2 separate regions of the Mus musculus genome follow, and region 2 is linked to region 1. A link is a contact called in ENCODE Hi-C or POLR2A ChIA-PET data. All regions are on one chromosome and are shown on one strand. Each heading gives the region's core, a stretch centred on a gene start or an enhancer-like site at or near the end of the contact. The rest is flanking DNA. Distances are from core to core; before and after follow the strand shown. Region 1 holds the start of Wdr26 (WD repeat domain 26). Region 2 has its middle 30 kb from the start of Gm39718.

Region 1 (7,751 bases), core at 3,371-5,870:
TGAAAACATGCTCCAAGAAATCACATCAAAATATTACACAAATAATTTCTTTATAGCCACCAATAAATCCCAATCCAGATTTTGGCCACTTTATTGTGATTTAGCTCATTCAGTTTGAGCCAAAAAAAAAATGTGAAAAACTTTCCAATTAAAACTTACTCAGAGCAGGGCGTGGTGGTGCACACCTTTAATCCCAGAACTCAGGAGGCAGAGGCAGAGGCAAGCGGATTTCTGAATTCAAGGCTAGCCTGGTGTACAAAGTGAGTTCCAGGACAGCCAGGGCTATACAGAGAAACCCTATCTCAAAAAACCAAAACCATACCCAGGTTTTAAAGCCCAGACATTCAATTGAGGACACTCTCTAATTCCTGAAAAAAATGTAAGCCCTTCAAATATGGATGCTTAATTACCTTAGCTCATTTTTATTTTTAAATTATACTATGGAATTCTTAACTCCTTAAGTTAAATCATTTGATTCGATACTGGTTTAAATTTTTTAATAGTTTGGGTATTTACTGAAAGAATTGATTCGTGAATTTAACTAACTTCATGTTTGTCGTACTTCTTTAGACCTTTAATTTGCCATAAGCCCACTTTCTAAAATTGTATTATTGCACAGATTTATATAAAGAATTTCAAATTATTTTAAAACAAAGTTTTTAAAAAACAAACAAAGAAACAAACAAGCCAGCCATGGCTCTATCAAGTTTATAAACAAAGATAAGAAGGGTTACTGTTTGACCCAATTTAAAAAAAGGAAATGCTAATGATCACATACTAGCATTTAACAAACAGTTGTCTTCCTACTTCACTTCCTACTCTCTCCTTTGTCCCTCCTCCACCACACAGGAAACTTCTTTTGACAATACATGAATCAGCTACAAGTTTATAAGCCAGCAGCTGATTCTTTATGCTTTCCAATCACTCATGCTTTAAAAACACAAAACAAAACATACCCTTCCTAAAGAATTAAAACCCACCAGCATTAAAAAAACAAAACAAAAACAAAACAAAAAACACAACAAAACTAAACCAGTTAAGGTTTATGAAAGAGACTAACAAGGACAAACTATTAAACTGATCTTTCCAAGAATATAAGGATTGGTGAGTGGGGCCCAATAGCCAAGCCTGCACCTAACCCTCCCAAGGTGACACTATCATATAAACTTTCACACCTGTCATTCTTATAACGTGAATGAAAGAACATGGGCACATCAACAGTATAATTAGACTATTATTAATTAACTATGTAATTCCAACGATCAAAAAAAACAATTTACCAGATTCTTCAGGCTGTACAGTATATATACACCCAAGTATATTTTTCACTTTAACAAACACAGTGAGTATTTTGAGTGATATAAAAGTATATTTTATTCTTAACATTAATAAGGCTCTTATCAACAGCACTAAAAGCAGGAGAATCTTTAAATTTTTATAAAGTGTAAATTACCAATTGTTTCAAATGACATTTACTAAGCATGACTTAAAACAGTTAAAGTTCATAGGTTATAATCATAAACAACTCATTCTTATTTATAAATTATATAAAATTTACTTTCAAGCCTCTTAAGATCAGATGCCTATAGTTATCAATAACCTAAAATAAGCATAAATGTGAAACTAAGAACAAAAGTGTATTTACCACAATTATTCCCAACAACGTTTGAGAGATTTCAAGTGCGCCTCTTACCACAATAGCGTGAGGAGAATGCACTAAAGGCTTTAGCTCATTCAGGTCATTCTCTGCCTGCAAAGAAAAAAAAAGATATAAAAGAAAACCAACAATGTCCCCAAATCCCCATCAACCACATAGCTGCAGCGCCGCAGTCACACAGCTCCCGGCCTCCTTTACCTTATCCCAGTCTCCTTCCATGACATGATTTCGGAATTTGGTAGCAGAAGGATGCTCTAAACGACATCCTGACTCTTGCATGAGGAGATCAACAGTCTGGCTGCAGGAGAGATACAGTGTGAGAAAGACCTGACCAACTGTAGGGCTTTACTCTTCCTAAAAAACTAGTATGTACAACTTCATGAAGAAGAAAAAAAATAGCTTTAAAACCCTTCATAAAGTAAATGCCACCTACATTTCAAATTAAAAACCTTTCTTGAAACTGGAATTAAGCAAGTTCTTCCTACTTTTGCCATTTAATGTTTCAGAAGTTTAAAAGAGTATACAATTTCTAAAAATGTGCTCTAACATTGGTTAAATAAAAACTAGGGTCTACACATTATCTATGGCACAGCACTTTGAAAGATAAAATACAAGGTGACAGATGGCCTGTATTAGGTATAGCTTTCCTTCCAGATATTCTGCTGGTATGGAAAGCCTGCTAGGTCAATCTTTACAATTAAAACAAGTCCAGCACCCCAAACCCTTTCCTTTCTCTCCATACTAAAAATAGCCAATTTACTATGCTGTAGGCTCCAAACAGTCACGAGTTATTTCCGCCTGCTGCTGTCAGCTTACTGCTTCCCTCAGTAATATATTCTGTTAGCATTCACAAAATTTATTTTCACACTTTTCCTTTTCCTTGGGGACTAAAGTGAAACCTTTCTGGATTTTTCTCTGGGAGCTGTTCATGGTTTGGTTCGGTGTTTCTTTAGCGCTCCCCATTTTTCAGCTCAACAGTGCAATTATCAGCTTGGGAGTGGAAATACTTCTGTCACTGAGAAAATGCAGATCTGCCCCTTTCCCAACCAATGCACGGGTGCGCTCTCTCTCTCTCTCTCTCTCTCTCTCTCTCCACACACACACACACACACACACACACACACACACAAAGCAAAACCAAACAAAACCAAAATCCCTGGTCTGGTTGCCTTCAAATTCGCCTTGACTCTAAGAAACTGTTGCTTGTTTACTGTCAGCTCCTGGCTCTGCCACCTTCACTCAGCTCCAGGACACTCCCACCAACCCTACCTCAACTCCCTCAGCTTTTCTTTCCTGTGTGTTCAAAACAGATGCGTTTTGGTTGGACCCGCTGTCTACCTTCACCCTACATTAATGACCACCCAAACTGTATTTGAAAACCAATGATTCACCAGACCTGACATCACATTTTCAAAAGAAAACCTTCTGGGTTTTGAAGTGGGATTTTACTAGTGCTAGGCCTCTAGTGTGTACACACACACACACACACACACACACACACACACACACACACGGCCTCTGTCTGCATGACTTCCACTGGGTATCTGACTTCATTATTCCCATCAGATTTACTCGACAGCCTCTTTCCAAATTATGCCAGCCCCTTAGTTCCCATAAACACTTGTAGGCGACTGTCCTTCCTGATTGGTAGTTTGCCTGGGCTGCTGTCGGTCAGGGGTGGGGGTGGGGAGGTGTCCCACAAAGATGCCTCTGAGACACACTTGAAAAACAAATCCTCCAAGGTTCATTATTTCCACCGCTCTGATCCACCCCTCCCCCAGCATAAACAACCTCGGTGTCCGCCTTCCCGGACAGACAATCCTGCTCTGGAGGTGCGCGGGGAGGGGTCGCCCTGGGTTTCCACTACCCCTCCCCAGCCCAGGCGGCTCGGCTGGCCTTAAGACATCGGGCCGATTCCCTTTCCTAGACCTCCCCTCCACCGCCCCCCCCCCCAGGGCTGTCTGTCCCCGGCCTCCTGCGCACTGGGCCCCGGGGTCCCCGCAACCCACCCGGCCGCTCGGCCCCGGCCTGGCCCTCACCAGTTGTAGGACGGACACTTACTTGAGCCCTAGGCCATTGAGGTGCTGTCCTATGAGCCTAATGACATCCTCATCGGACTGCGAGAGCCGCTTCTTCTTCTTGAGGCTGCTGCCCAGCTCGGGGGTGGCCTGGGCGGCGGCGGCGGTGGCGGAGGCCGCGGCGGCCCCGCCGGGAACCCCGTTATTGACACTCAGGCTGTTGCTATTGTTGCCAGCGGCGGAGGGGGCGGCAGGCAGGAGCCCGTTGGCGTGGGCCAGGTCCCCCGCGGACGTCGCCGAAGGGGACGACTCCCCGTTCTGCGCCGACAGGCAGGCGAGCTCCGGGGTCTGGCCCTGGCCCCCGCCGCCCCCGCCGCCGCCTCCTCCCGCCCCGTTGGCCTGCATGGTGCCGCCGCTGACCAGGCTGTGGCCGCTGCTCCGCTGCGGGGCGGCGGGGGCGGCCGGAGGCAGTCCCACCACCACCACCACGGAGGAGGAGGAGGAGGAGGCGGCCGGCGAGGGCGAGGGCGGGGGGGGGAGGCCTGCTCGGCCCGCCGAGGCCCCGGGCTCTCCTGCTCCCTCCGCCGCCGAGGCTCGGGGCTTCTTTCGCGGGGGCGGGGAGGCTCCGCCGGCGTCCGAGTCGGAGGAGGAGGAAGCGGAGGCCAGAGTTTCCTCGCCGAGAGAGGCCGTGGTGGGAGGCCGGCGGGGCGCGGCGGGGGTCGGCGGGGCGGGAGGAGGGGGAGAAGGAGGACCGGGCCCTTCCCCCCCCCTCCGGAGGCGCTCGCGGCGCGGCCCGGGGGCTCGCGGGCACTGGGGGGGGCGCGGGCCCGAAGCTGGGAGCCCGGACGGCGGCGGCGGAGGCGGCGGCGGAGGCAGCGGCCGCCTCGGTGCTGGGTCCGCGCCGCTCCGCTCCCTGGTGTGTTGATTCTTCCCCCAGCTGCTGTCTAATGGAGTCCGGGCGCTGGCGTCACAGGAAATGCCTATACTGCCCTCCTCGCTCACTTCCGGCAGCAGGTATGGAACCTATAGGGGGCTGTCACCCGGCACGTGTGTGTCCGGCGGCCGGGGTGAGGCCGTGGGGTGAAGGCGAGGGCGGCCGGGGGTGGGGGTCCGGCCCCGGCGGGGAGGCGCGACTCAGCACGACCTGGCCCGCCTGTGCGAGGCCGCCCTGGCTCCCCGGGTCAGGCGTGCGAGCTCGGCCTGCAGTAAGTTCGCAGCCTCGCTCCGGGGCCCTGCAGGGTGGGAGGCGGAGATCACGTCCTCGCCCTGCACCCTGAGTGACCCAGAAAGGAGCGAGCGGCCGGCGTGGAGGGGGCCGCAGACGCACTGGCACGGGCCAGGGTGGGGCCGCCGGCGGCCTGGTTTTGCAGCTTGTGACTTCGAGCACAAGGGTGTGCTAGGCCCCTGGCCACCGGCTTCTTGCTCTGCACTCAGGATTTAACCACTGCCTCGGTTTAGGGTGGAAACACTTGAACTTGCACAGCCAAGCACCACACACAGTTGTATCCGTGTCAGTCCAGGACAAGGGAGATGACAGCAGAGCTGAGTGTGCTCCACCCTGGGAAGGCGAAGTCGGCCGTAAACTGCCTTCCCTCTGGGAGGAAAAACAACAACTCGTGGGGGCAAGACGTTTCAAAGGCTGAGGGTGTGTAGAGGCGCTTTGCTTTGGAGTTTTACTAGGTTTGTTTTGTCTTTCTTTTAAGTGCTCGCTCAGATGTCTTGTTCCTGGTTCCTGTACCTCTGACCGAGGGGTGGGATTGGGGCACCGTTTCAGATTCTGGTTTGAAATTTTCAAGTGGCCGGAGTTTCACTGTCCCAGCGCTTTAAACGGCTTTCTTGAGTGGAGAAACACAGCAGCAGAGAACTGAGTAACTATGTTACTCTGTGGCAAATGGTCCATGGGGCCCTAGTCAGTTTCATGGACTTGGGTCGTAGCATGTAGACCTGGTGTGGACAGATATTTTTCCTGACGTGACTTCCATTTGGGAGGAAAACAACAACAAAAAGACCAAACAAACAGACCCAACAGCCTTAAGCAATACATCTTATGTCTCTGAAATTTACAACACTCACAGCTCAGTAATTTTTAGGTCTTTGGGGACAGCCTTTTTTAAATTTAGAAGTGTAATAAAAATTAGCCTATGATTTGTCAAGAATCCTGAGCTCTCTTCATCTTGAGACTGGGAAGAGAGACAGAGACCAGGGCAGTCTTACAGAGATCTAGCATTGTGGCTGTCATGCTTTAAATATGCTTTCAGGTGTCAGCTGTAATTGCAAAGTGACTCACATACGGTGTTTGTATTCACCTGAGACAGACCTTCATTTTAGCTGAGGTTCATAGGGCACAGACAGTATATCCAGCAGAGCCAGAATTACTAGATAGTCAATGCCCTCATAGAGCCCTGTACAGCAACTTTAGAAATCTCATTATCATGAAGGTTGTTAGTGTTTAGGCAAAATTTACTTTCTGAAAAATGGTTTATCGTAATCTACTGGTTCCTAGCAACCTTCAGGTGGATCAAGTCAGGAGCTTAGTTTGAGTAAAGTCTGTAGCTTTTATAAAGAAAAGGACCATTTAACTATAGGCCAGGTTTCCACTCCTTAACAAAGGGGGAGAGGAGAGGAGCAATGACTAGGACTTCATCACCATCCAGGCTCAGTGCGCACATCTCAGCTTTTCACCTCAGAGTAGCCTAGATGCCTCTTAGAAGTTCTTGAATTTATGAAATCCATATGCATGTGCCCCTTTTATCTATAGTAAAACATTGGGAGCTTATTGTCTGACTCTAGAGCCTTTAGAGACAGGTTTCGGCTCCACTTGCAATAATTTTGGAATACTGTTCTTCACATTCAGAAGGCTTTAGTAACCTCATGTTACCCACATGTTAAAAAAAAAATGTATAGTTGTCTTGCATTCCCTAGTGGATCTGGTCTTATCTCAGTCTTTCTTTTTGGCTAGCTCTCTTTTAAAAAGCCTTTTGTTTTTATTTTATTTTTAGTTAGCTCATAAATTATGTGTTTCAGATTGTACGGTGTACCTTTCTGGAAAGGTTTTAATCTCTTGCCATCTCTGTGAACCCTTTGTCACTGTTGCCGAATTGCTAGGCTTGTTTCTTCTGAAGACCTCCTGTCTTCTCCACAGCCCGATTATGTGGAGTTTCTCTGTCAAGACTCAGCTCCTGCCAGGCGTGATGGCACGCGCCTTTAATCCCAGCACTCGGGAGACAGAGGCAGGCGAATTTCTGAGTTCGAGGCCAGCCTGGTCTACAGAGTGAGTTCCAGGACAGCCAGGGCTACACAGAGAAACCCTGTCTCGAAAAACAAAAACAAACAAAAAAAAAAAAGACTCAGCTCCAGTGAACCTCCTTAGGGGAGTGTCTCCCAGCTTCCAGCCTTTGGTAGGACTATGACTTGTTAAGGACTCCCCAGGACCGGAGATTGCGGATGAGCTCATCCGCTGGCTCTCCTGAGGTCACTTAAGGGGAACCTTCTAGATCTCTGTCTCCTGGCTTTATCTCTTCTGTCCTCCTACAAAAGACCAAGCTGGGGCTAGGACTAAGTCAAGTTGCCTCTTAGGGAAAAGTTGCATGTGTATTTAGGTGCTTAATTAACTTCTGTTCTACTATATGGGGCTCTATATGAAAGCCCTGTGGTAGGTGCAAAATGGAGGAACTGCTGTGTCTGGTTCTACAGTGATGGGGAAGCAGGGATTTTCTGTGTGCACAGCTGATGGTGTCACTGAGAAGCAGACGTTTTGGTTGTGCCACCTTGTCAGGGATGCTGCAAAGTCTGCTGCTCAGTAGGTTGTTGAAGTAATTGGCACCAAGGCCTTTGCCAGGCTTCAGGTTCTCTTGGGACTGTGTATATTTGAGGCTGACAGCGAGGGTACGGACGTCTGGAGGGCAGAATCCCTGTGTGTTCATCTTAAGGCTGTGTTTTTCAAACTATGGGTCATAACCCACTTGTGAAATCCATGTACTTAGCCATAATAGATGGTTTTAAAGTAAAGCAGAAAATGATACAAGCATGAACAGTGGGGTAAGCCACTTGAGGGTGGCATGGTTATTTTGTAAACC
Region 2 (7,751 bases), core at 2,445-4,944, 45 kb after region 1:
CAACCAGGAACTTTCCATGTAGCCTAGGGTGGCCTTGAACTTATCACCTTCCTGCCTCTGCCACATAAATACTGGGATTACATGCATGCCAGCAATTCTCCAAGTGCTTTTATGTACTAAATTATTTTTCTTTCTCACAATTATATAAATACTTCCCTAGGGGCTGGAGAGATGGCTCATCTGTTAGGAGCACTGACTGTTCTTCCAGAGGTCCTGTGTTCAATTCCTAGCAATCACATGGTGGCTCACAGCCATCTGTAATGGGATCTGATGCCTTCTTCTGGTGTGTCTGAAGACAGCTACAGTGTACTCACATACATAAGATAAATAAATAATTAAAAAATAGTTACTTAGGCTTATTAGAGATACATTCTTCTAATAATTCATCTGGATTAATCAAAGTTGTAACAATAACCAAGAAACAAGCCTTGCTTAATTTAATATAATAAGCTACTACTAAAGAGCAAGGGCTGTGCTTTACAGGCACGGGGGAAACATCTCTAATGGGAATGACTGGCACGTGTTTAGTTGGCTCTGCCAAAGAAGGAAAGGGAAGGTTCTGTGGTAAAAAATACTCCTTTGAGGCCAATTCCAACAGGAACAGCTGGCTATAGACCTGGGAAGAGAAAAGCAGTCACATCACTGTGAAGTTACCAGATAGATACAGTTGTTAAAAAATCAAATCAAATCCAGGAGCAGAGGGGAAAGTAACTGCTGTCTAATAATCTCAGAGTGGTAGGTGCTGAGAACATACTGCCCTCAGTTTCAATATAGTGTGTTTAATTGTAAATTATCAGGTTCAATATTTAATAATGACTATGTCTAATAAACAGCTTATAAAATCGGTTCTTGCAAGCCAAAACTCACCAGTTTTGCACACCACTCTCAGAGGCTGCTCTGAAGCCCTGTTAGTTTAACTCTCTGTTTGCCTATCTATCTGTGTGTGAGAGAGCCAGAGCCAGAGAAAGTATGGGTCTCTCTCTCACACACATACCCAGGAATGGAGGTCAGAGTTCATTTGAAGTGTTATGGTGTAGGAAACCAGGCGCTAACACGGACAGTGCAAGGCAAAGTTTTATTTTTACAGCTCGGCCAGGCTTATATTCTCCTTTGGCAGAAAATGAAGGACCAGCTTTCTGTTTCTTACTTCCCAAAGCACTTTCTTTGTACTTTCTTGCTGTAATGGTGCTTGTTCATTCCGGGTTTTCTTTTCTGACGGTGCCGGGGATGAACCCAGAGCGTCCATTCTCCCACTGAACCACAGACATTCGGCCGCTTCTGTTTCCCTTGATGTCTAGTTGATAGCATTCTTGATTGTTCTTTGAACAGAACAAAGAGTCCCTCTTGAGGCAGGGGGATTCATACTTGGTCATTGCAGGGGCCCAGGAATGATGTCAAAATGACTGCAGCCATTATCGACAGCTGCTGTGTGAAAAGCACTTTGGGAAGAACTCTGCCTTGGGGCTGGGCAGAGTGGTGCATCATTGACCCCAGCACTCGGCAGGCAGAGGTGGGTGGATTTCTGAGTTTGAGGTCAGCCTGGTCTCTGAAGTGAGTTCTAGAACAGCTAGGGCTACACAGAGAAACCGTGTCTCAGAAAAAGAAAGAAAGAAAAAGGAAGGAAGGGAAGGAGGGAGGGAAGAAAGGAGAAGTTTCTCACTAGCTAAGAATTAGGAGTCCCAGTGCAGTTAATAAAACTGCTGGTGAGGTGAGATGAACCCCAGAGAGATAACTTTTTTTTTTTTTTTGGTTTTTTGAGACAGGGTTTCTCTGTATAGCCCTGACTGTCCTGGAACTCACTTTGTAGACCAGGCTGGCCTTGAACTCAGAAATCCGCCTGCCTCTGCCTCCCTAGTGCTGGGATTAAAGGAGTGCCACCACGCCCACGTAGAGACATTGGAGCAGCGACAACCACCATGCTTTAGACAGAAGCAGGTTCGGCCTTTCTCCCTCTCACAACTGTGTAAACCTGCAGTTTTCGAGGGATCTCACCAGAAGCACCATTTATAGTAAGGGACAGGCCTTAACCCCTTGCACACCCCCCTTGGCTCATGCATGGTTTTATCTTCTTTCTCAGCTAGCAATCCTATCCAGGTGCTTTTGAAGCCACACCTTAACCTCGATTATCAAAAAAAAAAAAAAAAAAAAAAAAAAAAAAGGGGGGGGGGTCTTCTTATTGATGCTGTGAGATGTAGCTTGAGAGCTACCAACATTATATGTGTGGTTGTCACTAAGACACGGCAGGGACACTCCCCCTTGAGAGGCCCACACACCTGTGGATCTGTGTGCATTATCTGACCCGAGCCCCTCTTTTTCTTCAAGCTGGCATGCCTTCTTAATAAACCCCAACTGTGTGTCTTATTGGCTCGCCCTAAAATCTCTCTCTGCAGTGAAATCCACTCCCACTTCACTTGAGAGGCAGCTGAGGAGTTCGAGCTGCTTCAGGCAGCAGCGTGGAGGTGTGTCTCGGGCCAGCTGTCAGGGGCGCTCAGTAGCACCTGTGATGCGCTGGGCTCCATCTGTAATAGAGATGGGGGTGAGGAAGCTGTGTTCACTCCCCTTTCATATGGGCAGCAGGCTGCACTCTGGCATCGATGATAAATCGACAGGTGACTAACATGGATCTTAGCATGATTAAGTGACTTGCCCAAGGTCACATCATTAGCAGACAGTCACTTAGAAGCTTGAACGTAGCTCTACTGTAGCAAGTAATGCTTTAATGCAGAAGTCTTTCTTAGCTGGATGCTTTCTAGGACAGTCCTGCTACAGGAGGTTCCTTAGACAAAGGATTGGAAGGAGGTCGGGTAGGAGCATGGGCAAGTGTGAGTCTTCCTGGGGACAGGCAGGGTGAGCTGAGGTGTGCAGAGTTCTCTCTCGTTCTGGATGGTTGCCATCGAGGTTGTGAGCAAGGGACTTACTTCCCCGGGGGTGACCCGTTGTGAGCAGATTCCAAGCTAACTGCTAAGATGAGCCCAGACACAGGCTCTTGTCTTCCCCAGGACCTCAGAAGTTGGAGTCAAGCAATCATATTTGCTGGAAGAAATGGAAATTAGGGTCTTCCTCAAACTCTGCTGGAATACGCGGGTGGCATGAGATAGCAGCCGCAGTTGCTTGTGGGAACGAAGCTGGTCAGGAAGGGGTTTCTGATGGACACGGATAGGAGGCAATAGCGCCACCCTCCTTGTAAAAAGTCTTGATCGCCCAGCAGGCGCATGAGAGTTGTGAGCCTCAGCTAACTTCAGAAGCCTTCTAGCTCAGAGTAGAGACAAGCCATCCAGCTGGCCTAGGCTGCCAGCCTGCCAAAGAGGAGGTGGGGGGAGGGGACAGGGGTGAGACCCCGTGCTGTCCACCCAGAAGACAGCTGGCGGGCGGGCGGCAGGTGGGTGGAGGTTAGCGGGCCACCCCTCCCCCTGCCCTGCGGAAGCAGCCGAAGAAACTGTACCCTTTTATTGTCTTTGCCACTGGGTGTTTTCTGGAGTAATTTAAACACTGCCAAACACAAGCCTTCCATCCTTTCTCTAGCCATTGAAAGGAAGCGGCAGACTTAAAAATCATCTGAGTGGCGAGGACTGGGCCAGGAAGACGGGAAGGGTGGAGGGAAGGGTGAGACGGAGGTGAAAGTATGTGGTTTGGCGGGTGGGACCAGGCTCGGGTGATGGGCCGAGACCTGCGGCAAGCAAGGGAGGAGTGCCCAGGCTTTGCTGGGCGGCGACCTCAGCGGGCAGGAGGCTCTGGGGAGGGCGCGGGGCGGGGACAGGCGACCTGCCAGGGCCAGTCACCCCCCTCCCCCCCCTCTGTGGGAGGAGGGCAGGAAAGAGGGCGGCCTTTATTCTGTATTAAAATCCTCCTCTCTACCTAGGACACGGTGTACTAACCTTGCACGGTATTTGATCCTATGCAATCAGTCTGCACTTGCCAGGCAGAGTCTTGGGGCCTCATGCATCTGCCGCACAGTCAGGGCGTAGACCATTGAGCCTCCCCTTCCCCCTTGCTGGCTTTGGTCTTCCTCTTCTCTGCTTTCCCTTCCGTCTGACACCATCCCACCCTTCCATTTCCTTCCTCGGGTTTGGGCTCTAGAGGAGCAGAACCCGCCTCCCTTAATTCCAGGTTCTGGGTGAGGAGGTATCACCAGCCCTAGCCAGTACCATCCGGAGGGTTTCGAGCCTCGGGGCTCTACACGGGGTGGGTCTTCCCTAATCTGGTCTTCGCACAACCTGATTATTGTACAAGCGCTGTGTTTGGTAATCTGGAATATTTCTCCCCAAGGCTGTACGGGTGTGTACGGCAGCTGTGGAACTTAGATAGACAGACCCGGGCTTCGGGTGTGTCTACCCGCGGCCCTCCTGCAAATCCTCTGTGCTACTCACGTCTGGAAACCTGGTTTAACCATGAGCAGAGTGAACCTGCTAGAGTCCATACTCACTCGAGCCTCTCCACCTGCAAAGCGCTAACAGTAACTTGCTTGCTTCTTAGGTTGTTTGGGGACTGCGGTTTAAGCGAGTCCTTCCCGAATTAGATCTGGGCTCCAACCCCAATGTTGCCACATGACAACTGACCTTGGCCTCTGTTTTCCAGTACGGGAGGGACAGTAACAGAACCACCCTCACTGGGCCCGCGGTGAACTCAGCTCAGTGCAGGATTTTTAAGTTGCCTAACACAGGTTGCCTGTCATAGTGAAACAGGACATTTTTTTTTGTGCAAGTAATTTGTAAACTGTGGTGTGTTCTTTAGAAATGTAGGCGGTTACTCGAATGCCAACAGGGTGAAATTCTGGGTTCCTGCCCCACTTTCTAAGGGAAATTGATCCCCAACCTCGCCCTGGGCACCCTGGAAGTTCCCTTCCTCAGCACTTCTGGGACCTCTGGGTGGGAGAGGCTGGTCCTGTGCTCCCTGCTCTATTATCCACCCCTCCCCCTTCACTTCACATTCTTTTCTGGAACTCTCAGCAGCTCTGGTAGGCTTCAATCCTGGAATCCTGTCCCCAACCTCTCTCAAAACAGATCTCGGACCACCAAGTCCATCCTGCTTTTCCTAGAGAGCCCAACTCAATCCTTCCTAGAGCTGGGGGGTCGCCCTCGCATCCCATGTAAGTCTTCCTCCGAGCTCTCCTATGATAGAGCAGTAACTAGCCCTCTATGCTGAATCACACTGTTTGAGTTCAAAGTCTACTTGGAAGCTAGAAGGTACAGGCCTGTAATCCCAGCACTTGGGAAGCCCCGATGCAGGAGGCTCGTGAATGCTGGACAAAGTTATGTTACATACTGAGTTTCAGGCCAGTGTGAGCTACGTAGGGAGCCGCCATCTCAAAGCAAAACAAACAACGAAACTAAATACAAACCCAAGTCCACCTAGAGCTAGCTTTGAGATGCTTTTGTTTTGCCTTGCTGAGCCTCAGTTTAACCATCTGGAAGATGGGAAGCCAGCAGCAAATGTTTCACTGCCCAGCTAGAAGGAATTAGAGGAGACTGCTTTGGAAGAGGCGATGTGAAGGTCAAGGTGTTGGCAGAAGCACAGTGCCTGGCATAGCACACCTGGAGGTTAGGTACAGTCCTGTGCTGCTGGATGCTTTCCATGAATGTCCTCCCCTCCCCCTCCCCGGGGGGCAGAGTATGGCCTCTTTGCAATGGACATGCCTTCTTTTGTATCACAGATCCTGGTCAGATCAGTCAGAGTGCACGTGCCTTGGGTACTCAGTCAGATGTGACCTCATCCCCTCAGTCATGGCTCTCTGCAAATGGACAGGATACTATGTAACAATAATGACTTGCCTCAAGTTTACGGAGCTCCATAGGTGGCGGCCCTTTCCCTGGTATCTCAATGAACTTACACAAGTATATCAAATCCCTGGGGCAGACATAAGTATCCACTTGATCTCTGAGAACACTGGAGATTGACCAGACCTCGGGCACTGAGAGAATTGGGATTCTAACTCGAGGTGATCTGTCTCTAAGATTTTGTTTCTTTTTTAGTTTATATTGTTTTGCCATTCGAACTGGATTATAGCGCCCCCTTTGTGTGTGTGAGTGTGTGTTTCTAGTGACATCATACAAACCACTGTTGGTCAGTAAAGTTGATGAGCTGATAATTGATTTTTATAACAGTCTCTAGGTGCAAAGGACTTTGAAGAGGCCAAAGCTTTAACTGTAAGCTCTTTGATCTGTGATCCATTGCACTAGAGGTCTGGTTCTTTTCTTGAAGTGGCCGGCTTTAGGGTTTAACTCACTTGTTACTTGGGAAGCCTACTCCCTTTCACTCCCCCAGAAGTTGGCAGTAAGGCCCACGGGCAGGTTTTCTCTATTTTAAGGTCTCTTGATTACAGGATTTTGATCTTTTGGGAATGAATCTCTCAGGGCTAGTGAATCGTTAAGGGATGAATTCATTTATAACAAAGGCAGCTGGTGTTAAAGGAAATCAGATAATGACCTATGAGGTGGTGTGATCGTCAGACAGGGGCCACACTCTGAGGGTCGTTACAGGCAGGTACTGGTACACATAGTATCACCTCTTTGTTCAAGACTCCAGGCACTGAGAAAGCCAATACAGTTTCTGTTGTCTCCCCACTTCTGTCGTTCAGCCAGCCTTTGCTCTGCCATGCCCTGGGCCTCCTCTCTGTACGGTCTGCCCTGAGCTGCCAGCTCTGCTGTCTTGGGGAGTGGGCTATAGCGCCCAGTGTGACCCTGTGGAGCACTTGTAGGCGGGGAATGGATGCAGAATGAAGAGAGCATTGTTTCTAATTAGCTCTGATTAATCCTTTCGGGGGGCGGGGACCCAAGCAGCCTGTGTGCAGCTGCCGCCCTTAAAATGAGCTTGCTTGTTTTACAATGGTAAGATCTTTTTCTGGATTGAACTTTTATGTAGGTTCAGGGATCAGATTATGCCCATCATAGGACCAGAGAGGAAGATGATCACAATCGAATCCTCATCTGGCTCATTATCTAAACAGGAAGTCCTCTTTTGCATAGACAAGGGGAGTACCAGGTAACAAAAATATAACAAGCAAATGTGCTACTACCAGGCCAAAACGAGAATGGGTGTAACAACCCAGAACAAGGCTAGGCAGATAAGCTGCAGATCTTGAGTCCATCACTCTATGACAGTGACCTTGGGCAAATCAAGCACTCTGTGCCCCAGCCTTCCAAACTGCAAGTGAAGGTGGTGTGAGAACCACATAGGGCTTGCCATGAGCATTGAGTAACATTTATGAGACAATTAAAATGGCGCCTAGGCCACAATAAGTTCTCTGATATATAATATACACATCAGTATATCTCGACATAAGATGCTGTGTTCGTGGGCTGGAGGTCGGGCTTGAGTGTCTTCCTCTGTTGTTCTCCTGTGGGGATCAGATGAAGTCCTGAGAGAATATGTGTTGTTGACTTGGGCATGGCCTTATCAAGGACCCTAGCGCCTCAGAACCATGGGAATTGGCAAAGCCTCCCTCCGGTCTGTGCGATGTTGGCGGTGTATGTGGAAACTAACATTCTTTGCCGCTTCCTCCTCCCTGGTGACTGCGATTTGAGACTTCTCCCCTACAGAGACCCCCCCACCAAAGCTAACTAACTCTTCTCCCTCCTCGGGTTGTACATCATAAAATGAGTTGAGTTTCCAGGTGCTCTCTCTCAGGATGAGCACAGTCCATCCGATCTCAGCTTTTGTGTGTGTGTCTGTGTGTGTGTGTCTGTCCTTTTGCCATTCCCTGGGACCCCAGTCAGGTTTCCACAATCAAGTTATGCTAACCCAGTGCTCTTCAA

The links. Hi-C counts contacts between places; a loop is a spot of excess contacts on that map. ChIA-PET counts read pairs that join two places held with the same protein, here RNA polymerase II (POLR2A).
Region 2: a map of heart shows a loop between it and region 1 (10-fold over the local background). The contact joins the enhancer-like site here to the promoter of Wdr26 in region 1. A Hi-C loop is called at or near these places in 5 of 37 maps with a recorded cell type or tissue (gastrocnemius, heart, regulatory T cell and 1 more). POLR2A ChIA-PET finds 5 or more read pairs at or near these places in 2 of 5 experiments (Patski and embryonic stem cell).

The regions. Positions count from the first base shown.
Region 1 is chr1:181,207,358-181,215,108 of GRCm38, forward strand. Wdr26 (WD repeat domain 26) reads right to left here and starts at 4,621. Exons shown (of 14, transcript NM_145514.5): 1 at 3,719-4,621; 2 at 1,856-1,955; 3 at 1,646-1,750. The coding sequence starts at 4,080. It overlaps Gm38664, which reads left to right and starts at 4,079. Exons shown (of 6, transcript XM_011238899.2): 1 at 4,079-4,142; 2 at 4,453-4,689. The coding sequence starts at 4,079.
Region 2 is chr1:181,253,181-181,260,931 of GRCm38, forward strand. No RefSeq gene overlaps it. Among named protein-coding and RNA genes, the nearest start is that of Gm39718, 30 kb to the right of the region's middle. Within about 2 kb of position 3,695, at least 3 of the 3 ENCODE cell types and tissues checked have a DNase peak (open chromatin) inside an H3K27ac peak, as active enhancers do; they include gastrocnemius and heart, where a contact is called at or near this core.